2 separate regions of the Homo sapiens genome follow, and region 1 is linked to region 2. A link is an interaction called in ENCODE POLR2A ChIA-PET data of the cell type or tissue named here. Cell type or tissue: IMR-90. All regions are shown on one strand. Links, peaks and the distances in the headings refer to the core of each region. The heading gives the core; the rest is flanking DNA.

The links. Peaks named below come from ENCODE experiments on the same cell type or tissue, not always from the same donor. Only the 100,000 strongest peaks of a DNase experiment are listed, where the experiment ranks them.
Region 1: POLR2A ChIA-PET joins it to region 2 with 13 read pairs; 3 of 35 experiments call an interaction of 5 or more read pairs at or near these places.

The regions. Positions count from the first base shown.
Region 1 is chr7:20,319,641-20,327,844 of GRCh38, reverse strand. No RefSeq gene overlaps it. Among named protein-coding and RNA genes, the nearest start is that of ITGB8, 7.2 kb to the left of the region's middle. In IMR-90, for the core only: no CTCF peak of the experiment used is centred there; a DNase peak (open chromatin) is centred at 4,044; H3K27ac peaks cover 1,578 bases.
Region 2 is chr7:19,763,231-19,771,434 of GRCh38, reverse strand. All of the region lies in intron 1 of TMEM196 (transmembrane protein 196), which reads left to right. All of the region lies in intron 1 of LOC107986774 (a long non-coding RNA gene), which reads right to left. Among named protein-coding and RNA genes, the nearest start is that of TMEM196, 6.3 kb to the left of the region's middle. In IMR-90, for the core only: no CTCF peak of the experiment used is centred there; no DNase peak of the experiment used is centred there.

The sequences.
Region 1 (8,204 bases), core at 2,618-5,117, 560 kb before region 2:
GTGGCTATTCACACTTTAACTAGATGTGCCCAAATTATTGATCTCATAGTGGCACCTACAGACACATTTGAATTTTAATGTTACATCTTTTTGAAGTTGGGATCAGAGCCATTCAGTACGTTTTGGGTGGGTATTCACAAGTTATCTATAAGCTTGCCTGAGACATCTCAGAAGATGATTAATGGTCAGACCAGTGAGATATATTATTGTGACTATGACCTCTAGCTTCTTCTAATGATAAAGTACATAAATTGCTTGAAGGTATTTTTCACTGAATTGTTACATAAGACAGTGTTTCTCATACTGTAGACTGAAGACTGCATACAACACAATCCCCCATAGAGTAATTCTGAGTTCTAATTCCTTGTCTCTATTCCAGGAGATTCTGAATTAGTAGATCTTGTATGGTGCTCAGCAATCTGCATTATACCAAGGTCCTCAAATGGTTTTTATATGCTCTGAAGTTTAAGAACTTCCTACTTTAATGGGTTAATACAGAGACTCCTTAAAGGCCTCATGAGTGTTTAATAACAGAGATCAGTGTCAGGTGCAAATTCAAAGAAAAATGAACTGCTGGAGCCAGTGTCTCTTGCCAAGATAGTTTATGGATGACTCAATCTGTGAGATATTAATGTTTTCTGAAACAAGACTTCCATGATTAAGCTTGGGAAATGCTGAATTAAAGTCAAATTAAATCCCTTACTAGAGGAATTTCCGGAAACTCAATAGAGCAGCATGCCATTAGATTCTCCAAAGGAAGAAACCTGTATGAGAGAACATCTCACAGATTAATTTTCCTCGAAGCATGCTACAGAGCTAGCCCCATTTTACAAATGTGGAAACTGAGACAAAGACTGGCAAAGAAACCAACCTCACTTTTTCAAGGGAATTCATGAGCAGGCAGAAATCAGAGCTCTGATTCTCCTCAATTATCTCATATTGTGATGACTTCTAGTTTCAAGTAAAGAGTCAGATTATGGCTGTTCTAAGTAAAAAAGGAAACTATTGGCTGGGTGTGGTGGCTCACACCTGTAATCCCAGCACTTTGGGAGGCCAAGGCAGGAGAATCACCTGAGGTCAGGAGTTCGAGACCAGCCTGGCCAACATGGCAAAACCCGTCTCTACTAAAAATGTAAAATTAGCCTGGCATGGTGGCACACACATGTAGCCCCAGCTATGTGAGAGGCTGAGGCATGAGAATTGCTTAAACCCTGGAGGTGGAGGTTGCGATGAGCTGAAATTACATCACTGTACTCCAGCCTGGGTAACAGAATGACACACAGTCTCAAAAAAAAAAAAAAAAAGGAAATTCTTGAAAGAAAATTGGGAGCCCACAGAATCACAGAATCAGCAGGAAGCTGGGAGACTACGACTAACCAAGGCCAGAAAACACGGAGGCATAAGCAGTAGCAGGAAGTGTCTAACTCTTAAGAACAACTTTGAATCCTCCCTTTGCTTTGGATCACTTGCTCAAGATTCAAAATCCTTGTTGGGAATATCTAGTTTTCAGAATTTTCATCATATGTTAGTACACTGGCTTTCTGGGTGTGGGAAAAGGAGAGAAGGGGCTCTCATCTTCAGCTTTCTTGGTAGAAAATATGGGTACTTTTGAATGAAACATTTTATCCGTGCATAGTCTAATCCTGTGCACAGACCCTGTGCATAGTGTTATCCTTTTATAGCATGCAGTAAAATAATACTTGTTTAGTCTTTAACTCATCGTCAGAAAGATGATGTCCCTGGCTCACCACTTCATCACATACAACTGGAAGTCTGTGTGCTAGAAGTGCTAGGGAATGAACAACATTCCTGGGTGCTGTCTTAACTGTGCACCAACCAGATGGGAAGTGAGGTATAAATACCCCAGCTCCCCTGTTTCTTGTATGAAGTCACTTTAGGCCTTGTGTTCTACACTATTTTTGAGCTAGTTTTTAATTTTCAATCTATCATGGATTGATACTTAAATAACATAAAGTAAAAATGAATTATTGGAAAAATGGGTATCACTAAAATGTCAAATTGCTATAAAAGTTTCTTAGTACTTTTAATTTTTATACATTCTTTGTCCTGGGCCAGTCTCAAACAGTAGAAGGACTGGTACTGCCACACGTTACATTTTGAGTAATATTTAGCACCATTTTCCAAAGTTCCCCTGTAGGAGTAAGCTATACTTGGTCACAGTGATAATTGCATTCAAATAGATCCTTCGTTGGTTGTCTTTCCTTCCTTCATTTCCCTGTGACCCCCAATATTTCCTGGTGTCAGGGTCCTCTTCTGGAGAAAACTACATTAAGACAAGCAATAAATGTGACTGGAAACTAACCGCTGGTGTCCTGCCTGTATGAATTTAAATTCTTTTCTTGTCTGGCTATAAGACAACCACAGTGCAAAAAAGCACATGGGCTTTAGAGTCTTATGAAGTAAATTTGAATCTGCTACCCACTAGCTATAGAATCATAGGTAACTTATTTAATTTTCTGCAGCCTCAACTCATTTATGTAATGACTATATTAAAACAACTATCAAAATTACCAATTAAAATGAAGTATCACTACACTCCTATTAGAACAGCCAAAATCCCAAACACTGGTAATATCAAATGCTGACAAGGACATAGGGCAATCCGAACCATCATCACTGCTGGTGGGAATGCCACTTTGGAAGATGGTTTGGCAGTTTCTCACAAAACTAAATGATCCAGCAATTGTGCTCCTTGGTATTTACCCAAAGGAGTTGAAAGCTATGTCTACCCCAAAGCCTGCACATGAATATTGTACCAATTTTATTCATAATTGCCCAAACTTGGAAGTAACCAAGATGTCCTCAGTAAGTGAGTAGATAAATAAATTGTGGTACATCCAGACAATAGAATATTACTCAGGACTAAAAATAAATGAATTATCAAGCCATGGGATGACTTGAAGGAAGCTTAAATGCATATTACTAAGTGAAGGACACCAACCAAAAAGTCTAAATGCTGTTTGATTCCAACCCTGAGACATTTTGGAAAGGCAATCTGATGGAGACAGTAAAAAGATAGTGTTTACCTGGGACTTGGAGAAGGAGAGATGAATAGGTGGAGCGTAGAAGATTTGCAGGGCAATGAAACTACTCTGTATGGTACTGCAGTGGTGGAATCATGGCATTATGCATTTGTCAAAACCCATGTAATGCACAATACTGAGTGAACCCTAATGTAAACTATGGACTCTGGGTGATAATCATATGCCAATGTTGATTGATCGATTGTAACAGATGTGTGATGTTGATAGTGGCTGAGCCCATGTGGCGGCAGGGAGTATATCGGAACTCTGTACTTACCCCTTAATTTTGCTGTGAACCTAAAAGTGCTCTAAAAATTAAAGTCTGTAAAATACAAACACACACCACACAAAACTACCCTGTAAAATAATTGTAAAAAATCAAAAGAGGTCATGAGCGAAACATGTTAGAATTCATCATATATTATCCCAAGGATTTTTGCAATGGTAATTAGGACTATTTTAATTTCATAATATAAACAACCTTGAAAATACATGAATACTTATTTCAAGACTTGCATATTGTCATAAAAATAACATCAAATATCTTTGGTTTTGCTGAATACATAACTTTTCCTTTTCTGGTAACTATACTATTCTTTACTCACATGAATAGATGTAGTGAGCATGTCTTTTTATAGAAGTCTGTAATCCTAGCATTCTTTATGACAATCTAGTTTTATGTCTCCTTAATCAAACAAAATTGTTCCACAATCTTTTTAGTCTGAAGTCATCTCTGTACAGTTTGATATACAACTGCATGAAAGCTTCACTTACTTGTATGTGCCAGAGACACATACGCTTAATACTGCCTTTTATTTAAAATTTAACATGTTTACACTAATATGTAGCTAGGGGGGTAAATGAATATGCAATAAGTATTAAGTATTGCTTTATTGCTCAGATTTCTAAATGGACAGCAGTATAAAGGACCAACAGCTGGTTCTCTCAAATAGAGGTATCAGCAGACATTATAAAGACAACATTTCACCATTGACATAGTTCATCTGTTGAGCCACCGTGGAATGTGGACTGATTTGCACATCATTACACAGCTAAAGGCCTTTCTGAACTTCAATAACTCAGAGGGAGCTCACAACTAAAATTCTCCCTTTCAGCATTTTCTCATGATCGCATAGCCTCTGGAGAGTGAAGTCACTACAAAATTTAAATTATTCTAATCAAATTCACATGGAATTTTTATACTTGGAATACTGCCATTCTCAGCCCCCTTCTCCAATTTCAAAATTACTTCATGTTTCACCTTGAAGAATGTGACCTTTTAACATAGTGAGGAAATTCTTTGCATTTTAGGCACAGGATATTCAATTTAAACATTCATTTAATAAATATGTAAATATTTATTGAACATTTACTATGTGTAAAGTGATGGGCCCTATGGAAAACACAAGCATCAATAGAACCCAATCCCTTTTTTGAAAGATACTATAATCTGATTTGGAAACAATATGTAATAATAATAAAAAAGATGACTCATTTGGTAAATTGTTAAAAGTAAGATAGCTCAGAAATAGAACCCAATATTAATAGCAATTTAATATAACGTAAGTCATGCTTCAAAAATCAATGAAGACGGGATAAATAATACATGGTGTTGGGACAATTATTAGCTACTTGGACAAAAACTTAATCTAGAAACTTCCTTTATATCAAAATATATTCATGATAAACTAAAGAACTTAGTGTAAAACTAGGACACAATATAGGTCAGTATTTTCTGGCGTTGGCAATGAAAGTTCTTTCTACATGTAAAAATAATTTATCCAATTTAAAGAAAACAAATGGACACATTTGATGATACTTTTTTTAAACCTTAGGTATTTATAACTATTGCAGAAATGGGTGAAAACACATACCATAGAATATGCTCATACAAACGTATAAGAAAACATTACAATAGATAAATGTGTAAAGAGGATAGGGAATACAGATGCTTAAAGAAATGGAAAAAGCCCAGCTTTACTAGTTACCAAAAAAATACTAATTTAAGAAATGAGATACTATTGGTACCCATCAAATACTCAAAGACTTTAAAAAGCACGGTGGCTCACGCCTGTAATCCCAGCACTTTGGGAGGCCGAGGTGGGCAGATCACGAGGTCAGGAGATTGAGACCATCCTGGCTAACACGATGAAACCCCGTCTCTACTAAAAATACAAAAAAGTAGCCGGGCGTGGTGGCGGGCGCCTCTAGTCCCAGCTACTCAGGAGGCTGAGGTAGGAGAATGGAGTGAACCCGGGAGGCGGAGCTTGCAGCGAGCCGAGATGGCGCCACTGCACTCCAGCCTGGGCAAGAGTGAGAGACTCCGTCTCAAAAAAAAAAAAAAAAAAAAAAGACTTAAAAAAATGACAGTATTTAGTGGTAGCTAGGTTAAAATAGGAACTCATTTATAGTGAAATTGTAAATTGGCCCTAACTTTTTTTGTAATCAGTTGGCATTATGTAATAAAATCTTTAAAATATTTGAAATACAATTCCCATATCTGGGAATTTAGTCCTCTGAAGGTTCAGAAATATAAGAAATTTATTTATAAAGATCTGCTTTTCAGCATGATATACAATTGCAACATAAAATGAAAACAATATTTTTGGCCATTCGAACCCTTTTCAACCTAAAGTAGCAGGGAAGTCTATCAAGATTTTAAGTGTACCACAGGTATCATTGTTCCCTTTTACAGATGTATGCTAGACAACCCCTGTCTTTCATTAGTTTACAAATTATATTAATCGTGTCTTAGTGAAGCATCTGAAATCTTTTCTATTCCCTTTACCCTCTTTACTCCTTAGTAAAACTTCATAGTTCAGGCTTTTTTTTTTTTTTTTTTTTTTTTTTTTTTCGGGAACTCTTAGCCCTCCTTTCTCCACAGTAGTAGGAGAGTTTTCCTTTGGAGACAGAAATCTAAGCTTTTTGTCCTCTTCTTAAACCCTTCTATGGTTCGTTTAATGCCACTCTCCAACCTTTCTCCTAGGCCATGAAGAGACCTTTAGCATCAGCTATGAAACCTTGGACATTCTGGCCCCAAATCACATTCCCAGTACCCTTTTCTATGAAATCCTCTGCCCTTTCTCAACTGTGTTTACCCTAGGCTCTTCAGAAGAGAATCCTGGTTTTCTATAAGCACTTTCACTTACCTTTTCATAGGCTTCATTCTTGGCCAGACATGTTTTTTCCTCCACTTTTTTTTTTTCCTCATTTGTCCTACTTGATTGTCAAGCATCATTTCTATTGCCACTTCTGCAAGGTCTTTTCAAATTCCTCTGGGCATGATTTACAATGTCTTTCCTTTTAAGTCATTAAACATTTTCTCATTAAAAAAGTAATATGTTTTTATTATAGAAAACATTACATTTTCGTGATGAATCTTATTTGCTTTATTTTTATGTACCTGTGTTCATACTAGATTTATCTTTTTTTGTTGTACTTTTTGTGATTATCTTTCTATGTTACATATTATTCCATAGTGGCTGTGGCGCCTAGTATACTTAAATATGCTGTGTGATTGCACCAGATTCTTGGCAGTGAAATATATTTAGTGTACTCAAATTGGGCAATTTGAGGAGAATTTTCTGATAACCGTGGGATAGGGTGTTAGTGATAGCACAGTATCCCTGAGTTAGAAACAGTGTGCATGGGGGCAGGGCGCAGAACAGAATGCATCACTATCCTTAGGCTTCAAAAGACGAGAGAAGCATATATTACTGAACCTTAGGGAGATTGAGTTATGTGAAGAGGGCCACGTGAAAGGCTGTTTTACCGTTTTACCTTTGTTCAAGAATGGTGGCCAGCCTGAGGCTATCTGCGGAAAGGGGACAGGGAAAATAACTACTCCTACTTCATTCTTCTTCTCATCTTCAATTTTATCAAGACGTACCATTAGTAAAGTTCATACCAAAGCCAGAAGGTAGTGGAGCCACAGTCAGAGTCTTAGGAAGGCTGGTCTCTTATAGCGGAGGGCAATTGGAGAGAGAAGCTGGTGGGGCAAACAGAAGACACTTGACATACCTCAATGTTGGAGTGTGTTCTGTTTATAGTTTTTGGCCATTTTATTAATAAACATATTTGCATGCATCTTTATCCAAATTTTTTAATATTTAGGATTCTTTTCTTAGGAAAAGTTCCCAAGGTAAAATTACTGGGTCAAAGGTTAGATACATTCTGAAGGCTCCTAACACTTACTGCCAAATAGCTTTGCTTTTCCAAGAGATTGTACAAATTCATCCTCCAACCAGAAAACCACGAAAGCACTTTTTAATTATATTTTAAACCCTGGGGAATGTAACCCTCAGGAAAAGCTTTCTGACAACGAGTAAGAAAGAAAGGGTGGGTGTGGTTGGGAGGACAGTTGCTAGTCTGGAGTTAGAAGAAGATAGGGCCAGCCAAAAGACCCAAAGAAATAAGAATTAAAGGACTTGATGAGACGCTTTGTCCAGTTAAGATCCCAATGCTGGGGATGGATTGTGTACTTTGAAATGGCTTTTTAAGTTAGCCTTCCAGCAGGAAACAGAAAGCAGACAAACTGAGTAGTTGAGGACTGTAGGGAAGGTTTTAAGAAAAGGAACAACCGGTGGTATATTCCTCTGGGACTTGTAATAGTGGAGAACCTTAACATCCCTGGCTTGGAGGAACAGTAAAAGACAATATTTCAAGGGACACACACATACACTCACACATGGGGGATGGGGGGCTGTGTAAGGAGGAACTCCAAATAGGAAGAAGGGATTAAATCAATGGACCAGCAGGGGGAAAGTGGGGCAAATAAATGCCCTGACTTGCATTTCTCTCCACCCTCCAAACTCCTGCCAGTGCTCCCAGATGGGCCAAACTCAATGGAAGCTAGAGGTAAAGTAGTCCTTTAACGCATTCTATACCAGCCAGCTTCCTGGGGGCACAGAGTGGGTAGAGAAGGAAACTGGATGGGCAAATGGAAACTATCCAACAGATTTAGGTTTAAAGGATATCAGATGGCCAAGGGAAAAGAAATTAGCTTTATTAAGGTACCCATAATCTATCTTGGCAAGGTTAGCAAAAGAAATACAAAAATTGCTAGTCTAAATTTTACATATTCAATTCATCATTAAGTGTTTGTATTTTTTGCTAACTAAGGTCTGTTTGCTCCCAAATATACTCCTAATTTTTCACCTG
Region 2 (8,204 bases), core at 3,333-5,832:
TTTGAAACTGGCAAAATTTTGCTTTGGATAATTAGATTTATATATTTTTTCAGGTGAGATAAATGTTTTTAAATTGCAGAACTACAAAAAAGAAAAATAGTGTTCAATCCTAACATTGAATTCATCCAAGAATCCTTACTTTGAATTCAATAATAAGTTACTATCAGCCTCCAAATAATTATCTTGTTCTTTGTCATGTAATTTTTGTCAATGTATATATTAAATTTGAGTTTGAAAGGATAAAGATATCTTAAATCTGATAATTGTTCATTTTATATGTGGCAGTAATTATTTGGAGAGTTGTAGTTATTGTTCTTGTTTTTGTTGTTATCATATAAACAGAAATAACGCTTTAAAACTTCATTGAACAACTGTCAAAATGAAGTGTAATGTCAACATTTAGGGAAAGAGGGAGAAAAGGTGATCTTATGATATCTTAATGGGGAGAAGCCTTAAATACTCTACAGCTCAATCCCCGCCCCCAACGAAATTCAACAAATTGAGTCAATTAAGTTAGGTTTTCCCTAGATAATATCAAAGTATCCAGCTTATCTTTGAGAATTAAAAAATGGTTATGTTAGCTTAGTATCATGTAAGAAAAAAATGATTAAATATTTTTTCTTTTTCTCAGACTATTTACTATTATCTAGATGTGTATGTACAGAAAATGAAAATTTTGAATCACCTCATGGAAAAGCAAATAAGTCAGACATATCTACATAGTCACTATAAGAAAGAATTATTTCCTTTTTTAACTGGTTGTTTAGAGTGAGCAAAATTCATTTGGGTTTCTAGAACAATAGTTTTGAATTCTATTGTCTGATTCAATAAAATCAAACAATACATCTGACTGAATGAATGGGTTTGACACCAGAATGACCAAACAGTTGCTCACTTTTATAAACCCATTTAAAAAGTGAAATTTGTGAAGAAACAAATACCCAGTTGGGATCATTGTGTTTATTGGGTGACAGACTGGCTAAGTAGTTTCTAAATTATTTTGGGGAAATCATTTATGGTACAGTCTCAACTACCTCACTTTCTTCAATGATGAATTTATGTAGCCAATATTTGTGGAGGGCTTAGCATGTGAAAGGCATTTTACCATTTACTACCAATACTATAAAGATGAGTCAGAGCACTGTCTTAAAAAAACTACTCCATAGTGGAGGAAACAAAATGGTACATTACTAACTTTGCCAGCAATGAGAAATTAGAATGTGACTTCAGAGAGATACGGAGGCAAAAAAGGGGGAGAAAGATTGGGATGGTCAATGAAATATCCATGAAAGAAGTATTATTTTATTCTTGATCTTGGAAGTTTATCAGGACTTAGAATCAATGTACTGCAGTGTTAACTAATGCTTCACAGTGTAAGATCTGAAGCCATACTACCTGGTTGCAAATCCCAGATCTACCACTTACTTAGCTGGGTGACTAGCCCAAGTTTCCTTATCTATAAAATGGGGTCATTAAAAGGAACAAATTAAATACAGTTGGCCCTCCCTATTCATAGGGGATTGGTTCCAGGGCACTCCTGGTTACCAAAATCTGAGGATGCTGATGTCCCTTATGTAAAATAGTGCAGTATTTGCAATAACCTAGGCACATCTTCCAATATACCTTACATCATCTCTAGATTACTTATAATACCTAAAACATGTAAATGCTATGTAAATAGTTGTTATACTGTATTTCCTTTGTATTATTATTGTTGTTGTATTGTTTTTTTTCCCAAATATTTTCAATCAGAGGTTGGTTTGTATTCATGGATGCAGGACTTGGGAATATAAAGGGCTGATTGTAATGTTCTTAGTAAATTGAATGGACTGTAGTAAGCACTGAGTAAATATGAGCAGCTAATACTGAGTGCACAGACTGGCAGTGGAGGGCATGAGAAGAGAGAGTCTTTCAGTCAGCATAGATGAAGGCAAAAAACTGGGACAGGTTGGGTTGTGGCCCAGGAAGAGTAGGCTCTTCCATTTTTCTGGGGCTTAGGTGTGTAAGAGGAAGATAAGGATAGAAAAAATGATTGGGGCCAGACCATAGGAGACTGTGTGCCAGTTTGAGGTGACAGAATTACTTTCTCATATTTTGAATAATAATAATAATAATACCCATTCTTACTTCCCCTTCCCAAAGTGATACTAAGGAAATGCAGAAGAAAGCTAGATAGAAAATTATTCATCTCTTTGCTAAATTATGAATTAAAAATCTGGATTATTTATAAATGCCAAATAAGATTTTACAATAATTAACCTGTCACAATACATGTAGTCTACAATCAAACTATATTTTGATTAGTGCTGTAAAACTCCTTTCAACACATTAATATCATTACTATAAGATTGCTGAATTAAATTTAAAAGTCAGTGGAAGTAAAAGCTGCACTATAAAAGGATTATTTTTATATAGAGAGACCCTAAAATCATAAGCTTTTTATCTAGGACAAGTGCATTAAGGTTTTAAGCAACTGCTGCATTTTGATTTTTTGGCCCCGAATATGGAAATACAAAAACCTGAAAGATGGCTTAAAAATAAAGATAAGGGCTTAAAATGTATGAGAAGGATGCTTACACAGATTATTTCCAGGCACTATTTCATCTGATTAATCAGGCAGGGATGCTTCCTGTGATAAATTTTTAAATATGGGCAATTAGAAGGAAAAATCAGTTAACTATAATTTCATAGAGAAAGAAAGCTATAGGTGTCATTATAGCATTTTTGTTTCTTCTTGATTCTTTGTTATAGCTGATATGGTCATCTACAATGAAAGCACAAAATCAGAGGCATAACTGTTAGATAACAATTAATAAACTATTGAGTAAAATGCCTTGGAAAAGATATAGTCATGTGAATTATAACTGATGTATCAGATTTATAGACAGGAAGTAAAATGGACAGAGCTCTGTTTCCAAGTTGCTGTGTGAAAGTCACTCTTCTCAGCCTCCAGTGCATCATCTATAATGGGAATGGACTAGGTTTAGTAGCACACAGATTTATAAATCCCTGAGAATTTTATTGCTGTAGGTTGAGATTTGGAAATCTAAAGATTCAAATGATGGTATCCAGAACAAAATATGATGCTAAGTTGTATTTTATATATATTATGCTAAAATTCCATCCATCTATTAACATATCTGATAATATCCTGTAAAACTTAATTTATTAAACAAACTTTTCTAAGCCTAGTTCTCCCACATGTAAACCACGAGGTAGTATTTTTAAATATTTAAAAGTTTTCTTATCTAAATCATTTAATGTTTACAGGTTTTATTGCTTATTTTTCTGGAGCATATTTGATCTACAAATTATATCTTTATCTGCTTAATAAATCTGATGTTTTGCTTCAGCGAAATTTACAGCATAGCCAACACACATACCTTTTATGTAGACTGTTGGTTTACCATGGCAACAACTCAGCCAATTGTAGGATTTTGTTGAAATTCACCTCTGTGCATTCTGATCTATATTATAGCAATCCAAATGAGATGCTGTATATAAATCATAGCTGCTCCAAAGTATTATTTTTAATATTTAAGCTTTTAAAATATATTTAATAAAAAAGAAATAAAATAAAGTGAAAGAAACCTCTCAGTTACTGCAAATGTACACAATTTGAAACTAGTGTGTCTCTAACCAGGTAATACATCATTTTTTCTCCCACATCAAGTACTTAACATAAGGGATTCATATCCTTTAGCATAAGATGAAAATGCTGCTCCTATCCCCCCAAAAAATTACAAACGTATTTTTATGGCCCATTTTAAAATTAACTGAAATTATACAAGTAATTTATAAATATGTTCAAAATGTTGTTCAAAGTTATAACTAAAGTCCTTTTCCCTACTCCCTCATCAAAATCAGGCACCATTATTTTATTATAGTTTCACAGACATTTCGCCATGTAGAAAAAATAGTTTTGTTCTGGGCATATAAACCAATTTTCATCAAATTTTTGCATATAATAAAGTCCACTAATGGATTCTGTAGAGCCCAGGTAAAGAATCTCTTTCTTATATGATTAATACTCTCATTTGCAAATGCTACTGATTATCCACTGGGCATAAGCAGTTGGATGATTGACAATCAGATAAGTTAGGCAAGCCAAACTACTGGGAAATATAGTTATTATTCAGGGGGCCATACCATGCGTCAAAAGAGATGTAAATATGTGTTTATTTCTGGTGTAAATTGATAGTGGTATAATAGAAAATTTGGTGAGTTTTGTCACATTTTTCTTTATTTCATGAATTTCTTAGTCTAGATTCTGTTCACATGTAAATCGCACATACTGGAATTTCTATCCAAAGTCCATGACAAAATCTGCTTTGAGATTTTTGTTCTTATTCAAGGGTATAACTGGTCTTGAAGTCTTTGTCCTAGAAACATTAAGAGATAACTAATAATATTTGCATCAGTCACCTACTAATTGACAGTTTGCTTGATAGAAACATCTGAATAAATTCAAAACTTTTAATTTGGACATTTTTGCCTAAAATATATCTTAGTTCGGTCTCTGTATTGCCTTAATTATGAGCCAGATTATCCAATGTGTACTTTGAATAGAACCAAACTATCTAACTTTTTTGTATATTCATTTGGTTTTCATGCAACAATTAATCATATTGGTAGATTAATCCACCCTGAAATGTCTCTCCTTGGCTTCAATAAAAGCTATAATAGATTTTGATGTGTGTGTGTGTGTATGCACTTGCATACACACACACGCAAACTAAAGGTGACCAAAGGTGAGAGAAACTGCAACAGTTTTTGGGTTTGAACCATCATTTTACTTGTGAAGTGATCCAAATTTCATTTCACTACTGCATTAAAAAAGTTATATATATATGTGTATATGATCCTATATTTATCATATGTAATATATATGATCCTATATATTTTATATATATATACACATACACACATGAGATCCTATTCACGCAAATGGAACTCCTGTACCTAAATAACTAGGTCCAGCATTGGTCTAAATATTTAAATTTGTCTTAGTAATCTAGAGAAATTTTCTTGCGGCCACTCTGCAGATAGATGTTCCAACATGCGAAATGGACAATGCCTTGATAATTAGACTCTCATTGAGCATATTTCTAGAAAAGAGAAAGAGAGAAGAAACTGTGTGACTACTTTCCCCTGTAATGTACAAAGCCATGCAGTCCTTATAACTGCAGATCTAATCTATATATACTTCATTAAAATTAAATGACAATCAGATTAGATTTATACATCTCACTCAATATAACGGTATCAGTGGAAAAGTTTTATTTCTTCACCAAATCACAGTCTCATTATTCCTAAAAGGAGGAAAATATTAGTACCTATTTCATGGAGTTCTTGTGAATCTCAGAAAACGATGTTTCTAAAGCTGCTAGTTCTGGGCCTGGCATAGAGTAAGAGATCAGTGAGCATCAGCTGCTGCTTTCTCTCTGCTGGCCTGTGCTGCTCCTTGCCTCCCTAGGACCTAGAGTCCACTAGTGATGCTCTGGCTCTCAATATTTCTCCCACACCTTTCATCAACCCTAGTTTGACCCATTCTTTTTGTTTTCGTTGTTCCTGAATGGTATGTATCTAGTTAGGTTTTGATTTAATTAGGATATTTACATTAGCAACTATGAAAATGTACCAAAATATCTATATTAGAAAAGTTTTGTAAATACTTAGTCTAAAACTGAATGAGGAAACATAAAACACCTCTTCTTTTGTTTTTCTTTTGGAGTGAGAGAGGGTGGTAGAAACTCTATCATAAAGCTACTTGGCAATCAGATTAACAAGATAATTATATAAATTAGGCAAATCGAATAGTGTGAATATGGTGACCATTATTTATGCCATAAAACAAAGTATTCAAAAAACATTTAGAACTATGTAAATACTTGTTGAAAAGTGAAAGTACAAATTAACACATCTAATAAAGATGCTTAATATCTTAGAAACTTGAACTGCCTGAATAGTAGCTTCACAAGCCATGTTTATTACATGATGTATTATTCACAGATACCTCAATTAAATACCTAGATTTCAATAATGACTATTATAACCTTAACTGGTGTCCATGATTTATTAGTACCAATAGTAAAACTCCCAAGAAGCAACTCTAAGTTCCATTAGTTCGTAATCTATTGTTAAATATTGAATAAAACCATGTGGTCAAGGCAAAAAGAAAATATTAATGGTTAAATAAATAGATCAACTTGGGAGATAGAGTGCCCTGATCTATTTACCCTATAGAAATAATTCTAGACATGATTTATTAATAGTTAACTAATGTCCAGATGCTTCCATATGTATTATTATTTCTAATTTTAACAACTTTATGAAAAATGTGGTATTTTATAAAGTTTAAGTAGAAAAAGGAACTTACTTATTTAAGTAATTTAATCCACTGTTATTTAATCAGCTTAGTCAGTACTTTAAGTCAGAGCAATATTGTTTCAAAGTCTATACTTTTTCTATTGTGTTGTGTGGGACTTTGGAAATTTTCATGAAAAACTTTCGCTGAGGCCTGACCTCATTATTTGCTCCCCACCCTTGAATACATGGACCAGGCAGGATGTCTTAAAGGCTAAGTCCCAATCATTCTTTTTATCTATTTTCCGGAAGAGACTAGCACAGTCAATCAATCAACAAGCACAACCTCCATGTTACCAGAATTTTGCATCTAAGATATTGGACCTAAATCGTTCCTGCCATTAAAGCTTAAGCCTTAGTGTTGAATTATGAATCTCAAACTATCCTTAAATATTATGAGGGCTGGTCAGTATAGCACATGACAACAAATTTAAACAGAGTTCATAATAAAAGGCATAAGCAAGAGATCACTTTCTCTTCATCTAAGCCTTGAAGACAGAATAGGTTTCCAGTGGGCAGAGGAGGAAAAGTGTGCAAAGCAAAACTATTAACATTTGTAAAGTCATGGAGAAGAGGTAAAGGCAATGAAATGGAGTCTTTGTGGGTCACTGAGGATATCAGCCTTGTTAGGGTGAGACATGTTCATGTAAAAACTGCAAAATGAAGATCTGCCTCAACTAAAAAAGATGGTACCAGTCTTGAAAAGGTCCTGAAAGAATGCCAAGACTGGTCTGCTCTTGATACCCTGCTAGGCTTGGAGAGCTCTGCAGGGCAGAACTTGACAATCATGAGTTCAAGACAGTTAAGCCCAGGCAATGCTGCTCAATTTCAAGGCAGAATGCCAGCTGGGTTCTGAGATGTACATCCTGGATCAAAAGAAAGACTTGAGGAAATTCTTGAAATTGAGGAAAATTAAATTTACCATCACAAATCTAACCACATTTTCAAGTGTCATTCCTGTTGATGGTAGATTTTTAAACTTGCAAGTTTCTTATGTTCAGTGAATCTCACAGCTGGCTGGCATATAAAAATAGAAATTTGTGCATTTAATTGGAGATATTGGCATAATACAAAGAAGTGAGAATAGGTTTGGAAGCTATTAAGATCTGGGTTCGTATTCTACCTCTAGCACTTTTTAATTGTTTAGGCTTGACTGAGTTACATTATCTCACTGAACAATCAGTTAATTCATCTGCAAAACAGAAATACTATCACTTATCTCATGGAGTTGTTCTAAAAATTAAATGTGATATTTATATTATTCAATATACACATTAGATATTGAAAAACCATGTCTGACCCACAACAATGGGATGCATATTTTTGTCATTTTTCTGGAAAATCTATAATCTGTGTGTGGTTTCTATTCGTCGTTTATAGACATATTTATTTTTATACATTTATGAAGAGGATCTTGCTGTAAGACCATTGATGAAATTGACCTTGGACTCTAGGCTTGCTAACATTTAGGTCATATACCCTCTCTTAGAAACTGTTTACTCTACATAACTGATTTTGTTCCTTAGTAATAGTTGTGATTTGGTGTGCATGTTCCAGAGTCCCAGGAATAATTGTTTTAGATCAATGTTGGAATACCAAGGTATAATTTTTGTTTGTTCTACCAAACAGAGACATATGTTTGATTTTCTTGTTATATTTGGCAGGGTTTTTGGAATTCTTAGTTGCCTTCTTTTTAAATTTGTACCCTGCCAATTATTTTTCCATATGGATTATTCTGAGGAATTAAAATAATATCAATGATGTTGATAACAGCAATGGCAGCTTATGTTTATAATAAACCACATTGCCCAAGAAATCCAACTGCTTTCGTTACACCA